Linked DNA regions of Mus musculus: region 2 is linked to region 1. The links are chromatin loops, found by intact Hi-C in ENCODE. Cell type or tissue: heart. All regions are shown on one strand.

Region 1 (8,000 bases):
TATTAGCCATGTAGGGCCTTCCAGAGATGCATCTTTCTTGACTTACTACCCACAGTAGGATGGGTTTTTCACTATTGTGTCTTCCAGTGACTTCTCTCTGCCCTGTAAGTAACCCTTTACCCAAACTCCTAAAAATAATCCCAATAAAATAATTGGTTCATCAAGTTGGATTTTGTTAGAATTTTTCCTTTAGTCTATATTGTTTGCACCCTGGCCAGATTGAGAAGGGGTCTCCCCGGGAGAAGGCACACAATAGTTATCAATCAATGCTCCTTTCAGCACAGTTCCAGGGAACCCAATTCTCGACCTGCTTGCGTAGCCGATGCTTTTTCTGCTAAGGATGTCCTTTCTGTGTCATCCAGGCTAGCTACAGGGTTACGGCTCTAACAATGCGCATTTCCTCCTAATTAGAACATCATCATTATTTCAGAATACTTGAGATGAAAACATTCTGTTGCATTGGAAACACATTTGCATAATCATAAGAAGCTTCCACATTACATTTGTCGTGGCAAAGAAAGAGGAGCCGTTAGCACCTTTAAATACATTTCAACTGCAGTGGATTTGTGAATGGTTGTAGAACATGGTTTTTAAAATTTATCACTTACCAGTGTGGAAGAAAATTTTTTTACTGATGTCAACTATTAAAAATTTGAGAACTGGGGGCATGGCTCAGCGATAGAGTCTCTTCTGCTTAGACTACTCCAGAGAGTAACTAGGGCTTGACTTACAGGTAGAGCCCCTGCCTAGAATCTCATAGTCAGTAGTTGGGGGCGTGGCTCAGAAGGAGAAGACAAAATTCTGCGTTCAGTTCTCAGCACCAGCAACCAAAACACAATATGATGAAAAATGCAATAGGAAAATCAAGGTGAAATTCTAAAAATATCCAAATAATCTTTTGCACCATTATCTCCCACTGGTAAAATTGAACAAAAGGAAAAACAAAGTAGCAGAACAGAATAAATTTTTGGGGGGGGGGGAAAGAGTAAAATGGTAGCTGTTTACCCCTCAAGCCCTGGGTTCTGTCTTTATCATCACCATTACTGTCATTATCATGACAATCATCATTAGCAACAACAACAACCACATAATTAGCCACCCTGAATTACCTGATATTTGTGGGATGGTGCTAGATTATTACAAGGCACAATGTATCCTTGCCAGACTGAATACAATGGAATAAATATAGGATAATAACTTCAAATCTTTGAGGTAGGATAATGCACATTTGTAATCTCAGCACTCAAAGGCTAAGACAGGTTGATCACACTGAGTTCAAGTTCAAGGCAAGACTAAGCTACATTGGGAATTTCAGGTCATCTTTGACTAGAGAGAAGACCCTGGTTAAAATAAACAAATAAACAAGACACAACAAAAATAGTAAACTCTGGTGAGGCACATCTATAATCCCAATACTTAGGAGACTGAGGAAAGGGAATCTGGAGTTTGAGGCCAGCCTGGGCTATATGGTAACACTGTGTGTCGAAAATAAATAAATAAATAAATAAATGAATAAATCAAAAGAACAGTGACAACAAAAACAGACCAACAAATAAAACTATTGAAGCCCAGCTAAGTATTCACCAAAGTCTTATGGAATTGAACTAAAATGATAATAACACAATATCCAGAGAAATGTTTGAAAAAGTAGCAACCTATTTATAAACAATCCATGCATCAAAAGACTACAAAAAATAAAAATAAAAATAATCTGAGCTGAGTCACAATGGAAGTTCAACACAATAAAAAAAAAATCAGCCATGATAGAGTTTAATGAGTTTTCTTATTTGTAGATTATGTGTTCACAGGGAACAGGGACGGAGTTTGTATCCATGAGTGCAGGTGCACGTAACAACCAGAAGCAGGTGTTTGGTCCCCTGGACCTTGAGTTTCAAATGGTGGTGTGTTGCTTGAGACCCAGACCAAGATCCTTGGGGATGGGAGTAAGAAGGTACAGAGTCAACAACACCAACTCAGGGAGTCAGGCAAGTGGCAAAAGCAGACTTGTTTATTGCATGAACTGAGCAAACCTTTATAACCCCTCCCAGCATCTCACTGGCTCTCAATTAACCAGATATGGTGCTGTCTCTTTCTCATTGGCTCTCATGGAAATGTCTACTTTTTAGTCGTCATTAAGTTAATGAATATGGGAAAACCCAGTCCATTATGGGCAGCACCATTCTCTAGGCAGAGTGTTCTAAGCTATATAAGGGTGGAGAAATATAGCTGAGTATAAGCAAGCAATAACATAAGAGTGTATGCACTCATATTTCAGTTTTTGGCTGTGTGTGTGATATAACTATTTGCAATTCCTGCCATGATGAATATAAGAGAAACCCCTCTTGCCCTAATTTGGGCTTTTGTTTATTTGTTTTTGTTTTGTTTTGGTCAAGGCATTTTATTACAACAGCAGAAATGAAACTTGAACACCTTCAATTTTTAAGTAATTTGTGCTTTGTATTCCTACTTGAATTTTCAAAATTCACAGATACTCACTCTGCCACTCTATATCCATCCACAGCCAAGACTGGCATGAAAAGACTTGTACACATAGCATCTAAGCAGTTCTGTAAAATGCTTTTCACACTTAATCAAAAACATCTCTCTCTCTCTCTCTCTCTCTCTCTCTCTCTCTCTCTCTCTCTCTCTCACACACACACACACACACACTATATTTTGGTGACTATGACACTTTTTTCCCAAGATCATGATTTACTTTATCCCAAAACCTGTTAGCATTCTAACATCCCTAACTACCAGCCAATTTTCACACTGTTCAGTGGAGACTCTGAACATCATAACATGAACATTCACTATGGTGCATCTATTTGGAAGAATTGAAAAGTTGTTATACAAAATAAAATGTTGTATAAACAAAACAAGGTGTATACTTTTGCACATTTGAAGTAATTTCAATAAGAAGAACCTTTAGGGTGTTCCTGGATGGTGGTGTTCCAATGCTCAACTGTACTCCACTATCCAGCATCTAATCTAGGGAGAAACTAGTTATCTCTATTTTCCAAATTCTGATTTAAACAAGTGGGTTAACACAGTCAACTGTCAACCAACTCACTGAGAAATCATGGAAGAAAGTTTTCCTAGAAAAATGTAGAGTTTTATTCAGTGCCTAGATATACCTCATAAATTTTATTGCCGCGTCAATATTGGGGAAGTTATAATCATATGTTTACAAGCCAAAATGAGGTTAGGGAAATAGGTGTGCTATGAAAGTTGGCAACTGAGAACAGCTAGACAAGTTATGTTGGGTGTCCAGACACTAGTGAATGGAGCAGAGAAACCAAGGGCAGAGAATTTAACCAGAATAACAAAGTAAAACAATACAGTATCTCTGAGGCACTGTCACACAGCTAATGATATTAGTTAGGAATTCCTTGGCAATGAGACTTCTAGCTAGAACTTTGCGGGTTACTGACCTCGTGCAAACATGCATGGGCACACACAAAAACAATGTAAAATACACATAAATAAAATAAGCTATAGAATGACAAAAGTCTATAAAATAAGAGTTAAACTAGAAGTTATCCCATGAGCAGAGCATACATAACTCTTTGTTAATTGCAAGATCTACTATCTAGTTTTTTCCACACCTCAGTTTTATAGCACTCAGATAAAATAGAAACTTATAAATGTATTTCATGGTCTGTGCAGGCTACTGAAAGTAATAGCCAAATGGAAGTACTTTCTGTTGTTGTTGGGTTTTTTTTTCTTTTCAGTGAGCTAATACTATCTAATGGAAGCAAACAACTCAGACCTCATTTTCCCTCTGAAGCCATGTGATTTTCCTTCACCTTACTGTAGCACTGCCTGTTGAATTGCAACTTCTGTTTACAAAAGATCTATCTTCCCACATAATGATGTAAATACAAGAAACCATGCCGTCTCCTCTCAATCCATAAGCTCCATTTTTCTTCTCAGAGGCACAACATAAAATTGCCATCTCAATGACAGAGTCGATAATTGTTTAATTCATGCAGAACACCCTGCCCTCATTGAAAAGCCAGCGGCAAGCAGTTCTTGGCCACTCCAAACAACAGGAGCCTCCTGGGTACAGTGACACAGTCAATTGATTTCACTGTAGATACAGAACTCATGGAGGTGACAGGTAAGTAAGGAAGAGTGGAATTTCACAGCTGCCTCTTGTACAGTGTGTTTGTAAACAGAGCTGTGAGAGAGATCAATTAAAAGAAAGCAAACTCAAAAAGAAGGAAGGGGAACTGGAGCAATGGCTCCAGTCAGAGTGGGAGCTGCTCTTGCCAACATCTGGAATTGGAATCTCAGCACCCATATCAGGCAGCTTACACCCATCTGTAATTCTAGTCCCAGGGATCTAACATCTAACATCCCCTTCTGGCCTCCAGAGTGCTTGCATTCACAAGCAATCACTTTCCCCCCTTAAATAGCAACGATTGCATGCACAATCTTGGCCATGGTTTGCTATCACAGCAATAGGAACCTTAGCTCACACACTTAGATCAGCTAAGTTAGCATGCTTTTATGTGGGAGGAGCCAGAAAAACAGCAAACAGATTATAGACATGCCTCTGTGACTACTAGATATGCTAATAGTGATTTTAGCGTGCCAAATTCTGCATGTCCTTGACCAGGGCTATGTCTCAGGTATGATAAAGAAACTCACAAGGCTAATCAATGTAGATATAAATTTAATAAAAATAGACAACCCTTTGCCTCTCTGCCTGTAGTATCAGGAACCAACCACAGAGGTGCTCCCTTGGTCCTGTCAACAATGCGAAGCACATATCCAGTGAACAAGTGAGTTTCATTTCTCTTGGTGACAACTTCAGGAGGTGTTGGATTAGAGTACTGGCAGCTAGAAATGTGCTCCTTACAATGGCAATGGTCATTCTGCCAATGCCTACAGGATTCTGGATCTTTATTTCCAGTCACTGCGGTATTAATTGTGTGGGGAAGTAGTCTAAATTTAAAGGGATTTGCTTGATGAAGATCATATGGAGAAATTAAGGCATTAGTGTCTTCTAGAGGAATGTTTTCGATTAACAAGGGACATTTTATTACTCAATTGCTATTACTACCCTTTGTCTCCATGAACCAAAGAAGTTTATAAGCAGGTGATGGGAGTGTTGGAGGTACACAGAATTATCATATTATGTACGACATGTAGACATGTGATGATGAACACATGTCGAGGGAATAATCCTGTTTAAATCTTTGCATAATATCAAAAGCTTTTTGATAAGAGCTTTTCTGATATTATTGATAGTGCTATTGATGTTGCTAGGATTTCTTTTAACTTTTGACCATGAAAGTGGCCTATTCAATCACCCTAATACACTTTGATTGGTCTTGCAGCTCCAGCTGGGGTAAACAAAAGTTCTGAGATACTAAAATGGACAGATAGGTAAGGGCATATAAGGATCCATATAGCCATTAGTGACAGACATAAATACATAGAGATGAGATTTGTTCTCTCAAGTAGAAGTTACTTCTAATAGAATTAAGGTACATTTGTTCCTGAGATTAGGGAAAATAATAGTGGCTTAAAGTCACACTTTGAGATTTTTGCTAAGAAATGTGGATTGAGTTTAGGATATCAAACTTATAGGTGTGCTTACTGATAATACACCTATCCAAAGGCATGCTATTCTTATTACATGGCTGACTCATTCCCATGTTTTGACTGATCAGTAGATAATACAAGAAGAAAATGGGACAGCTTAACTTCTTGTTACAGCAATAATTGGATAAGGGACATATGGACACCCATTAGTCCTTGAGATGCTCCTATTTTCACCTTATCAAAGTCATCAGGAAAATGGCAATGGCTCCCAGTCATACCTGCTGCAAATAAAGCAATGCAGGTTTGCCCTCACCCACAGCCACTCCTATAGCTTGGCCTCTTATTGTTGTAGATTATAATTATTTCTTTTTTGCTATCCCTTTAAGCTACAAGGATAAAAACAGCCTTTTTGTCCTTAAAAATAAGGAATCATTTGCGAGCTTTTCCACTGCAAGTTCCTTCCTCTAGGTATGATGAATAGCATCACCATGTGCCAGCAGTTTCTTATTCATCCATCCATCCATCCCCACATGACAAAATTATCCACAGGCTTGTATGACTCACTATATGAATAACATTCTTTTCACCTACAAGACAAAAATTCTTTAAAGTCATTATTTGATCTCCTGAGACAACTGGCTTAAATACTACTCCAAAATAAAGTGCCAAAGTCAACCCTTTCAATTTTTAGGCTTTATTGTGGTTTCTTGTACCAGCTGCCCTCAAAGGGTACAATTACAGGCACACTCCCTTAAAACACTTAATGATTTTCAAATTCCATTAAGAGATATTAATTAGATTAAACTATCTTTGGTGTATCTACAACAGACCTACAACCTCTTTTTGAGATCCTTAAATGTGGTACTGACCTTCCCCTCACAAAGGAGGCACATAAAGTCTTATCTCTGAATAAAATGGTGACACAGAATATGTAGACTATAAAAATTGACTACCATTTACCTGTGTGTTTATTTGTTTTAAATACACCTTTGCTTCCACCAGGTATTATGGCTCAACGGACTCTGCCCCTTGACATCATAAACGGATACACTTGCCATCTCAACCCACAGAGGTCTATTATTCCTCTATTAACTTCATTTCTTTTCTCATAAAAAAGAAACGTAACACAAAAGGTCAATTCAATTACTAGGGTGAGACCCAGATCTTATTTTTGTCTCTTTTGATATCTCACAAGTTATCTCTTTATGCTTTTGATCTACCATAAAAGACACCATTACACTCTACCGCAGGACAAACCTCACAAAGTAAACCTAGCAATAAGATTCCACAGTTCGGACAACACATCTCCTTTGCTGTTCCCACCATCTCCTCCTCCTACCCTCTGCCTGATGCCTGATGCCCTCACACTTTTTCTGACCATTCCTTCATCGGTAAAATAGCTTATTGATCCCAAAATAAACATCAATGGCATCAAACTAATTACTTCTCCACACAGCTGAGTAAATTACTGGCCATTTCTGTAACTCTTAAAATCGTAATAGATACTGAACCTAGACACACTTCTAAAACTTTCCAAACATGATTTTCATTTCAGAGTATTACACAGAAAACTGCCATTTTTTACAATCCAACAGAACAAGAGATTGTTAAAAGGACCAATGGACTGTTGAAATTATAGCTTCTAAAACTGAAGGAGGAATGCCTGCCCTCCCATCCCGAGACAGGTAAACTTCATGTTCTTATCTATAGGTGATGGTGACTGTTCCATGAAAGGACACTATACAAGATCTGCCTCTTGTTTTGGCCCTTACCTCACAGATTTTCTAAAGATCCACAGGATAACATGGGAAGGGGGAGTCTGAGACCTTCTTATTTGAGGCAGGGAGGCATGCATGCATAAGTCATGAAAATAGCTATGTTTGGGCTCCAAGAAAAAAGTGTCCAACCCTGGTCCAAGAGAGTCAATCTTCAGGTGAATGTCATAGGTCAATCAATGATTATTTAACCTACCACAAATGTAGATGGTACCATCCCTGACATCCCTGAAGATGTCTAATAAGGCAAGGTGTGAGCTAGTAGATTTTGGCTAACCCCTTTCCCCTGAAAATATTTTTATTATACTGTTCTCTGTCATCAGTGCTTTAGTGGGTTTTCCATATGGGCAGATTTATTGAATACATGTTCCCCAAACCCTTACAGTTCATCCTATCACTTTGATGTTTCTTGATTGAAATTTTAAATAACACTCCCTATTTTCCTTAACTCACAGGGTCCTTAGCTATATTCTCTTACAACTATATCAGTTTAGCTTTTCAATATCCGCTATGCATTGCTTCAAATAGCTTCTTTTGTTATCACCCAGGACTATAGACTTGACTGGCCTGTGTACCCAAGAAACAATATCACAAGGCTATGCTAAACTTTGTACCAGCTGCAGATATGAACCTGGGGTCCTTAGCAATGTTCTTTATACTCTGTGGTGG
Region 2 (8,000 bases), 960 kb after region 1:
GAATAGAAATTTCCAGCTTCAGAATGATAAAACTTGTAGCTCTCTCTTCATTCCTAAGGGCCTTTTTCCTTAATGAAACAGAAGATAATATACTTTGGTCTTGTCTTTGATCCTCTTAATTATTTTGTTTTTTGTACATACAGAATTTTTATTTATATGCGGTGTGTGTGTGTGTGTGTGTGTGTGTGTGTGTGTGTGTTTGGTACATGTACATGAGGTTGCCCATGGAGGCCAGAAAGGGCATCAGATCCTGTGGTGGTCTGCTGTAAGCCCTTCACTTATCCTGGAACTTGCCCTGACGTGTAACCAGCAGTTCTCTGAGATTCCCTTGTTTCTGGCACCTCAGCTCTGTAATTACAGTGCCAGTCTTTTGTTTGTCAGTGTTGTTAATGATGTTTGTTTGTTTTTAAAACTTTTAATGCGTCAATCCAAGCAGTGTACTCACCTATGTCTCTAATCTCCACAACTTTGTGCTTGTTTGATGTTGTTCTACATCCCCCTCTTTCCATTGTGGCTTTTCTTGGGCACTTCTATTGCCCCTGGAGATTTTGGTAATAGATATTAGATCTGAGAGTTGTGGCTTGTATGATTCGAGAGCCCACACAGAGCAGTTTGGGGGTCTCCTATGTTAGTGAGGTAAATTTCTGTGTAAATAAATGCTCAGGATTTGCAACTGAAGAAAATAAAGCATGATTTGAACCTTATCATTCTGTAAAATCAATATTGATGGGAAAATTTATTGGTACAAGGGCTTTCCTGTTACCAGTGAATCATATAAACAATAAAGATTTTGATGCCATGATTTATATGCTGTATGTTTTGAAAAATGTTGAAAAGAAATGGACTGTTTGGTCCTGAAAGTTCTGTTTGAAGCCATGGAAGTATTATAGCTCTCTTTGTACCATTATTTCATGTTCTGTCCCACTGCATGAAAGCACAAAGCAGGAAACATCACAGTGTTTGTCAGAAGCTGCGTAGGGCTGCGATCCTAGGATTTTAGTGCTAGCATTGTTTGTTGGCTCAAGGTTCCCTAGCTCTTAAAAACAAACAGAAAAACAGATTCGTGTGTGTGTGTGTGTGTGTGTGTGTGTGTGTGTGTGTGTGTGTTTCTCTGTGAGTGTATGTCACTATTGTGCAGGTATTCAGGTAGGTTAGAAGAGGGTGGGTGTTGTGTCCTGAAGCATGAGTCATAGGTATTTGTGAACTGCTCTGTATAGGTACTCAGAGCTGAACTCACATCCTCTGAAATAGCGACTCTTTAACTGTTTTACCTTCTTTCCAGGGTTAATTTTTTTAAAAAGTATTATAAGGGATGTGAGCTGTTGAAACAGAATGATGGAAAATACCATCCTCAACTCATTTCTGTTGCTGTGATGTAATAGTTTAATATATAATAACTTTGGAGATAGAGGGCTTATTTGGCTCTCAGTTCCATCTCACAGTCAGTCAGTTTGTAGAAGTCAAGGCAGGAATTCAAATGGAACTGGTTACGTTACATACTCTGTCAGCATCAGAGAAAAATAGATGATACAGTGGGCTAGGTCTTTCCTCTGTAGTTAGTATAATCAAGAGAATCCCCCATAGGCATGTCCACTGTATAGTCTAATCCAGAGGTCCCTTATGGAGACTGTCTCTCTGGTTGGTACTAGGGCATGTTCTATAGAGACTACTTTAAACTCATTTGTAGAGATACTTACAGACAATGGGATACTTTGTAGTCATTATAGTCAGTGAAGTAGAATGTATCAGTCTTGGCTTTTGTATTCTGTAGATTACAGAGATAGTTTTTTTTTTTTTTTTTTTGGTGGGAGAGAAGGGCTGGAAAGAGGAACCTGGTACCAGTCATTCCTCACTGCTGGGGCCTATTTTGCTAATCAGATTATTGCCCCCTTTGAGTTTGTGGTTACAGCAGAATGTGCTTGTTCCGTGCCTCTAACATCGTGTCAAACAAACACAAAGGCTGGAATTCTTAAAACTCCTTTTCTTTTCACTATTAGCTCAATTTTAAAAACCAAAACTAACTAAGCTCTGTTAGTTTCAAGAATTTCAGTTGCAGCTGCCATTAAATGTGTAACATATGATACAGCATATGTGCTTTATAGTGATCGTCCAGTGTGGCGTCACTATGGTGTGCCTATGACTGCACATAAGCAACCACTGTGGATCCTTGTAAATGTGTGGGACTGAAAACCCCTAATACAATGAAACATGATGCTGTGTGTGCAGAGACTAGAAGCCTGTTTCTGAGAATAGATTAAATAGGACTTCATACCACCACTTACCTGTCACCATACCTGTTGACATTGATCTGATGGTTCCAATGCAAAGATTTTTAAATGTAAATAACACAAACTAACTCCTTGCTTAGAGTAATTCATGGTGATGAGCTACAACTAATTATTCGTGTATTTTATTTCTTTCAATCACTAAAATTTTCACTCAGTAAATGGTGAAACTTGTGTATCCATTCATTTGGCTTTCTGAAGTCCTTTCCTGTACCCCACTGATATAGACTGAGTAAGATGGTCAGAAATGGTCAGAACCCCTTTCTGTTACTGCTCCAATGGCCGTGGGGTGACATGGTGCTGCTGGTTATGGAGGTTCACTGACAACTCCTGGTAGAGCTCACTTCCTTCAGAAGGGTCCCCATGCATTGTTATGATGAGAGAGGTTGGGGGTGCTTGCTCCATTTTCTAGGGCTTCATCCTTAATTACTTTGTAATGACTTAAAGTAAGTAAATTGTAAAATGCTCTTTGAACTGTTGTTGGATGATAGCTATGTCCAAATTTTTCCACTTATCTTCCTTGAGGTTTTTGTAATGCCATATATCTTTCTTGGGTGACTTTCCTTACAGATGTGTTTGTGATTCCAGGTGAGAATTTGTGAGCTACAACCATTATACTAAACCTCTAGCTTTGTCATCTGAGGCCAAGAGTTGTATGTGGTTTGCTCGTGTCTTATTCATTTGTGAGGATTTCCCCTTATCCTATACATTCATAAGTATTTATTTTTGATATTGTCTTTTTATGATGTTCTTTGTGAGTAGTAATAATTTTGTAAATTGAGAACTTTAGTTTTTTTATATAAATTATAGACAAATATTCAAAACAGGATCCATTGTGATTGCCTGGAAAAAAAATGCCTATCTTCTGGTTTAATTTTTAGGCTTTGGTGGTTTACTTTGTTGATTGGTTTGTTTGTTTAATTGTCAATTAAGATATGGAAATTTGAATGGAGTAGAATATAAAACCTTTGGGTTCCTTGGTGAGTGTTGACTGATCCGAAGGATGCCAAAGATGCAGCCAGGGGGATGTCTGATGCTCTTGAGGTCAAACCATGCCTTCTGTGGGTCTTTGGGTGTGTGCATCATCCCAGTTTTAGTCATGTTCTGGTAAAATATCATGAGGAATTGAAACTTAGTGAGGACAGGGCTTAAGTTGGTTTCAGGTTATAGTCCATCATGGCAAAGAAGTTAAGGCAGTAGGAATAACTAGCTGGTCACAATACAGCTATCATTAGTTGCTGAGGGAAATGAATATTCACATGCTGTTGTATTCTGCTCATCCTGTTTGCACCCTGGTGCTCTAGAGCCAACACCCAGGGAAGGGTGCTACACAGAGTGGCTTCGGTCTTTCTGCTTCATTTTAGAACACAATCAACACAACTGCCCACAGACATGACCTCAGAGCAACCTGAGCTAGACAGTCCCTCCTTGTGACACATTTCCAAGCTAGTTCTAGATTGTGCCTCCTTGACAATTAAAGCTGCCCATTGCATTCACACAGTTTCCTCATGGTTTGAACTCTGACCAGCCTGTTACCTACTAGCTCATCCTTCCTCCTTCTCTCCTTACTTCTCTCCCTCCCTCCTTTTAGAGATATTTATTGGAGCAATTCAATTTTGTTTTATTATTCTTTACCTATGTTAAGCAGGTCATTTCTTTGCTCTTTAAAGGAAACTGTTTTCTGTATTGTAAAACAGGTGACACAGAATGGACTTAGATATTAAGTGATAATTTTCTAGGACTTTAAATATAAGTATGTTGCCTAAGTCTTAGTTCTAGGTGTGCTGGAGGCGGGGCATTTTTCATGGTCCTGTCTGTCTCTCTCTGCTTCATTTCTGAAGGGGTAGTTTTGCCTGTGGCATCTCAGAAGTGCTTAATTTAGGAGTGTAATGTTCAGTTGCTTGTGTTTCAAAACTGTCATAGAAAGTGCTTCAGTCCTTACAGACCTCCACACTTCCTGAGGGCATCTTTGAATCAGAGTGTGGCATCTTTTGGAGCCTGGTTAGAATTCCTCCTGAATTGTTAATGAAGTTGTGAAAGAGTTTTGGCATGTTTGCACCAGTATAACCTTTCAGGTTTTCAGTACAGTGCATTTTCTATTATATTCTCTGCCCCATGGTGTTGGTTTCTTACTCATAACCAACATGATTGCTTGAAGATTTGTTTAAGCAGAAAAAGTAATGGAGGAAGTGAATTTTTACATATTTAAAGAATAAGTTAAGTCATAATTGAAAGTGTTTAAAGTAGGCTTTAGACTTTGTTATTTCAGATACTCACCAAATACAGACTAAGTGTTAAGCAGAGTCAGCTGTGTTGTCCATACCCTGTTCTGTTCCTGCTCACAAGAGCCATGTCGTGTCTTTCTGTCCCTGCCCTTCTCCTTCTGCCTCCTGTTCTCTTACTCCTCTCATCTCAAAGCTCTCTGTCTCTCCCTCCCCTCTACCCTCTTCCCCACCAGGACTAATACATTACTTTTGAGCCAAACATTTCTTGAATGCCATATTTATACCAATTTTGCCCTTTTCAGTAAAATAAAGTTATTGTTAAGTTTTCTTGTGATATAGTTAGTGTCTATAATGGCATCACAGAGAAGAGAGATACACCTTCAGTTTCGTAGAAAAGATTGTATGGAGCTTTTATAGGTTTCTTTTTTAGTGTTAGTTAGACTTTTATCAGTGAGTCTCCATGGGCTGGAGTGTTTGGTTTGGGTTGGTTTGGTTTCGTCTTAGTTGGTGGTGGAGAGTGAGAAAATATCACATAAGCAGTCAGATAATTCTGTTGTGAACTCTTCCTGCAGCCCGTTTGGCTTTTGGTCATGTATAATTTATGCTTCTGATGAATTTGTCCATTTCATCGGAGCATTCATTTTTTGACTCAGTTATCTGTATAATATCCCTTTATTGTTTAAACAGCTATCCCGAGCAGGGTGATCTGCACTCATTATTGTTAGCATCGGACTTTGTTTGTCTATATCTGTTTCCTCTGCTCTCCCTGCATGTGAGTATGAATAGGCATTTATCAGTTTTTACCAATTTTCTCAAAGAAACAGCTTTGCTTTCATTGATTTTTCTGTGCTGTTTTATTTTTCATTGATTTCCTTCTTTCTGTTTATCTAGGGTTTACTCTGCTCATATTTTTGCTTTCTTTCTCTCTTTCTTTCTTCCTTCCTTTCTTTCTTTCTTTCTTTCATTCTTTCTTTGATGTGAGAACGAATTAATGTTTATTTTGTTGTTTCTTTCTTTTTCTTTTTGGTTTTATGAGACAGGGTTTTTCTGTGTAACAGCTCTCGCTGTCCTGGAACTAGCTCTATAGACCAGGATGGTCTCAAATGTGGGGAGATCTACCAGCCTCTGCCTCCTGGGCGTTGGGATTAAAGGCATGTGCTACTTCACCCAGCTTTGTATTCTTGATGGCCTATGATTTATGACCCTCCTGCCTTCGTCCTTGAGTCCTGGGGTTCCATAAGCACATGGCCAACCAATGCTGCTGTGTATCAGGGTTAGTTTAAAGGAGAAGCTGGAATCATCTTTCCTAATATAGGCATATAAATTTACCGTATAAATGTACCCCATAATACTACTTTAGCAGTACCCCACAAACTCTTAATATGTTTTCATTTTCTATGCAAAATACTTTTTAGCTCCTTTTTATGATACTTTTTTTTTATTTGTGGGCTTCAACCTATATAGACCCTGTGATTGCTAGCTCCTTTTTATGATACTTTTTTTTTATTTGTGGGCTTCAACCTATATAGACCCTGTGATTGCTTGCATGATTTATGGCACTTCACATCCAACATGGATTGTCATTCAATTTATCGTCATAATACAGTTTGCCTATGTAGGTGATCCCTGTGCATTGACCAAGTCATTATTCCCAGTGGCTGAGTAGAGTGTATTACACATACCTGTCTGGTCAAGCTGTTCATTTTGATCTCTAGTTGCATTATAACCTGAGTGAGTGTTTTCTGCTTGCTTGAGAGAAAGGAGATTGATTCATGTTTCTGACTGTAATTTAGTTTTAATCCTTCTCTTTATCTGATGTCTCTGTTGTTAGGCACATAAACATTAAAGATTGTTATGTTGTGTCGATTGATGAATGTGTGTTATTATTATTAAATAGATGTCTTTATCCCTGGCTGTAGTCTGAAATATAGTTTTAAAAAAATGTGTGTCCATAAAGCCCTATTTTACTTACTATTCCTACCTTTTAAATAGATTTTTTGGTCATTTTAAAAAACAATGTGCGTGTTGCTATGTGCATGGCTGGGGAAGCACGTGGGAATAGGGCAGGTGCCTTCGGAGGCTAGAAAAGTGTGTTTGGTCCTGATGGTTTGAGCTCGGGTTGTGAGCATTTGAAAGACACACGAATGTGGCAGATTTCCAGCCCCTTCCCTCTGTCTTTTCATAGGAGTGCTGTCCATTGAGAAGGTCAATTTCAAGTCTGCCGGGCTGGCACTGGTTTTATATTGATGATAGCTTTCCGTGTGTGTGTGTGTGTGTGTGTGTGTGTGTGTTGTATCTTTAGCTTGTAAGAGCTTTTCAAGTGATACATGACTTCATATATGGTGTATGAATGATAAACTTAGCATTCCATTCTGTTCTTGGCTTGCATTTCTTCCATCCTAACTTTTATAGTGTACATTTCATAGTGTACATTTATATATGTTAAACAGACAGCAATTTGTTTCTGTTGTTTATATTTTACCAGTAAATTTTTTAAAGCGATTTTCAATCAGGAAATATTGATTAGACCAAACAAGCCAAATGGTTAGTTACTGTGTCTTTCGTTTGATTAAGTCGGACTGACAGTGGAGCTATTCCTGTTAACCAAAGGACTTCCTTCTAGTATTTCTTGTTGAGATAGTCTAGTATATGGCAAACGATATATATGATCTAAGGACACTCAGGTGCAGAGGTTGTTTTCTGTTGATAAATAGGCTCTCTCTCTCTCTCTCTCTGTATTTGTCTGTGTTTGCACATGCATTCGTGCATGCACTTTAAATGTGCTGATATGCTGTCTTCTCTCAGTTATTTCCCACAAGACATTTGATGCCACCTAAATTCTTCTTAACCATAGCAAGGATTTTCTCTGCCACTCAGAGTTTTTAATCCCTGCATTTAGAGCACTTGACTGCAGTGAGTTTTAGTATAGTTTTATACATGTTTCTTCTAGTTTGTATTTGTTGAGTTATTTTATTCTATGGGGGCATAATTTTTATGTTGATAAATTTTGGGTCATTATTTCCTCAAAGATTTATTTTATTTTGTGAGTGTATGTGTGTGTACATGATTATGGGTACGCGTGTGTACATGAGTGTATATGTGCATGGGTGTAGGTGCCTTCAGAAGAAGATGAGGTTAGATACCCCAGAACTTTCATTACAAGCTGTTGTGAGCCACCCAATCGGGGTACTGGAATTGAACTGGAATCTATTAGAAGGGGTGCAAGAGCTCTTAACCACTTAGCCATCTCTCTAGTCTGTCTTTGACGTTTTTTTAAAGAGAGAATTCATCTTTATTTTACCTTCAATGGAATTCTAGTTCTGAGATATCAAACTATTTGTCATCTTGTATTTAAGTGTGTGTGTGTGTGTGTGTGTGTGTGTGTGTTAGTGTGTGTGTAAGTGATAGAGAGATGGAGAGTGTGTGTGTGTCCTTTTGGATAGTTCTTTGGCTTAGCCTCATGCTTACTGATCTCGTTTTCTCCTATGTG

What was found. Peaks named below come from ENCODE experiments on the same cell type or tissue, not always from the same donor. Only the 100,000 strongest peaks of a DNase experiment are listed, where the experiment ranks them.
Region 2: a loop joins it to region 1, with 4 times the contacts of the local background. A loop is called at or near these places in 2 of 42 quality-filtered maps.

What each region holds. Positions count from the first base shown.
Region 1 is chr5:133,196,803-133,204,802 of GRCm38, reverse strand. No RefSeq gene overlaps it. Among named protein-coding and RNA genes, the nearest start is that of Gm36667, 400 kb to the left of the region's middle. In heart, a CTCF peak has its summit at 4,738; no DNase peak of the experiment used is centred here.
Region 2 is chr5:132,233,347-132,241,346 of GRCm38, reverse strand. The region is part of intron 2 of Auts2 (autism susceptibility candidate 2); the gene reads left to right. Among named protein-coding and RNA genes, the nearest start is that of Auts2, 310 kb to the left of the region's middle. In heart, no CTCF peak of the experiment used is centred here; no DNase peak of the experiment used is centred here.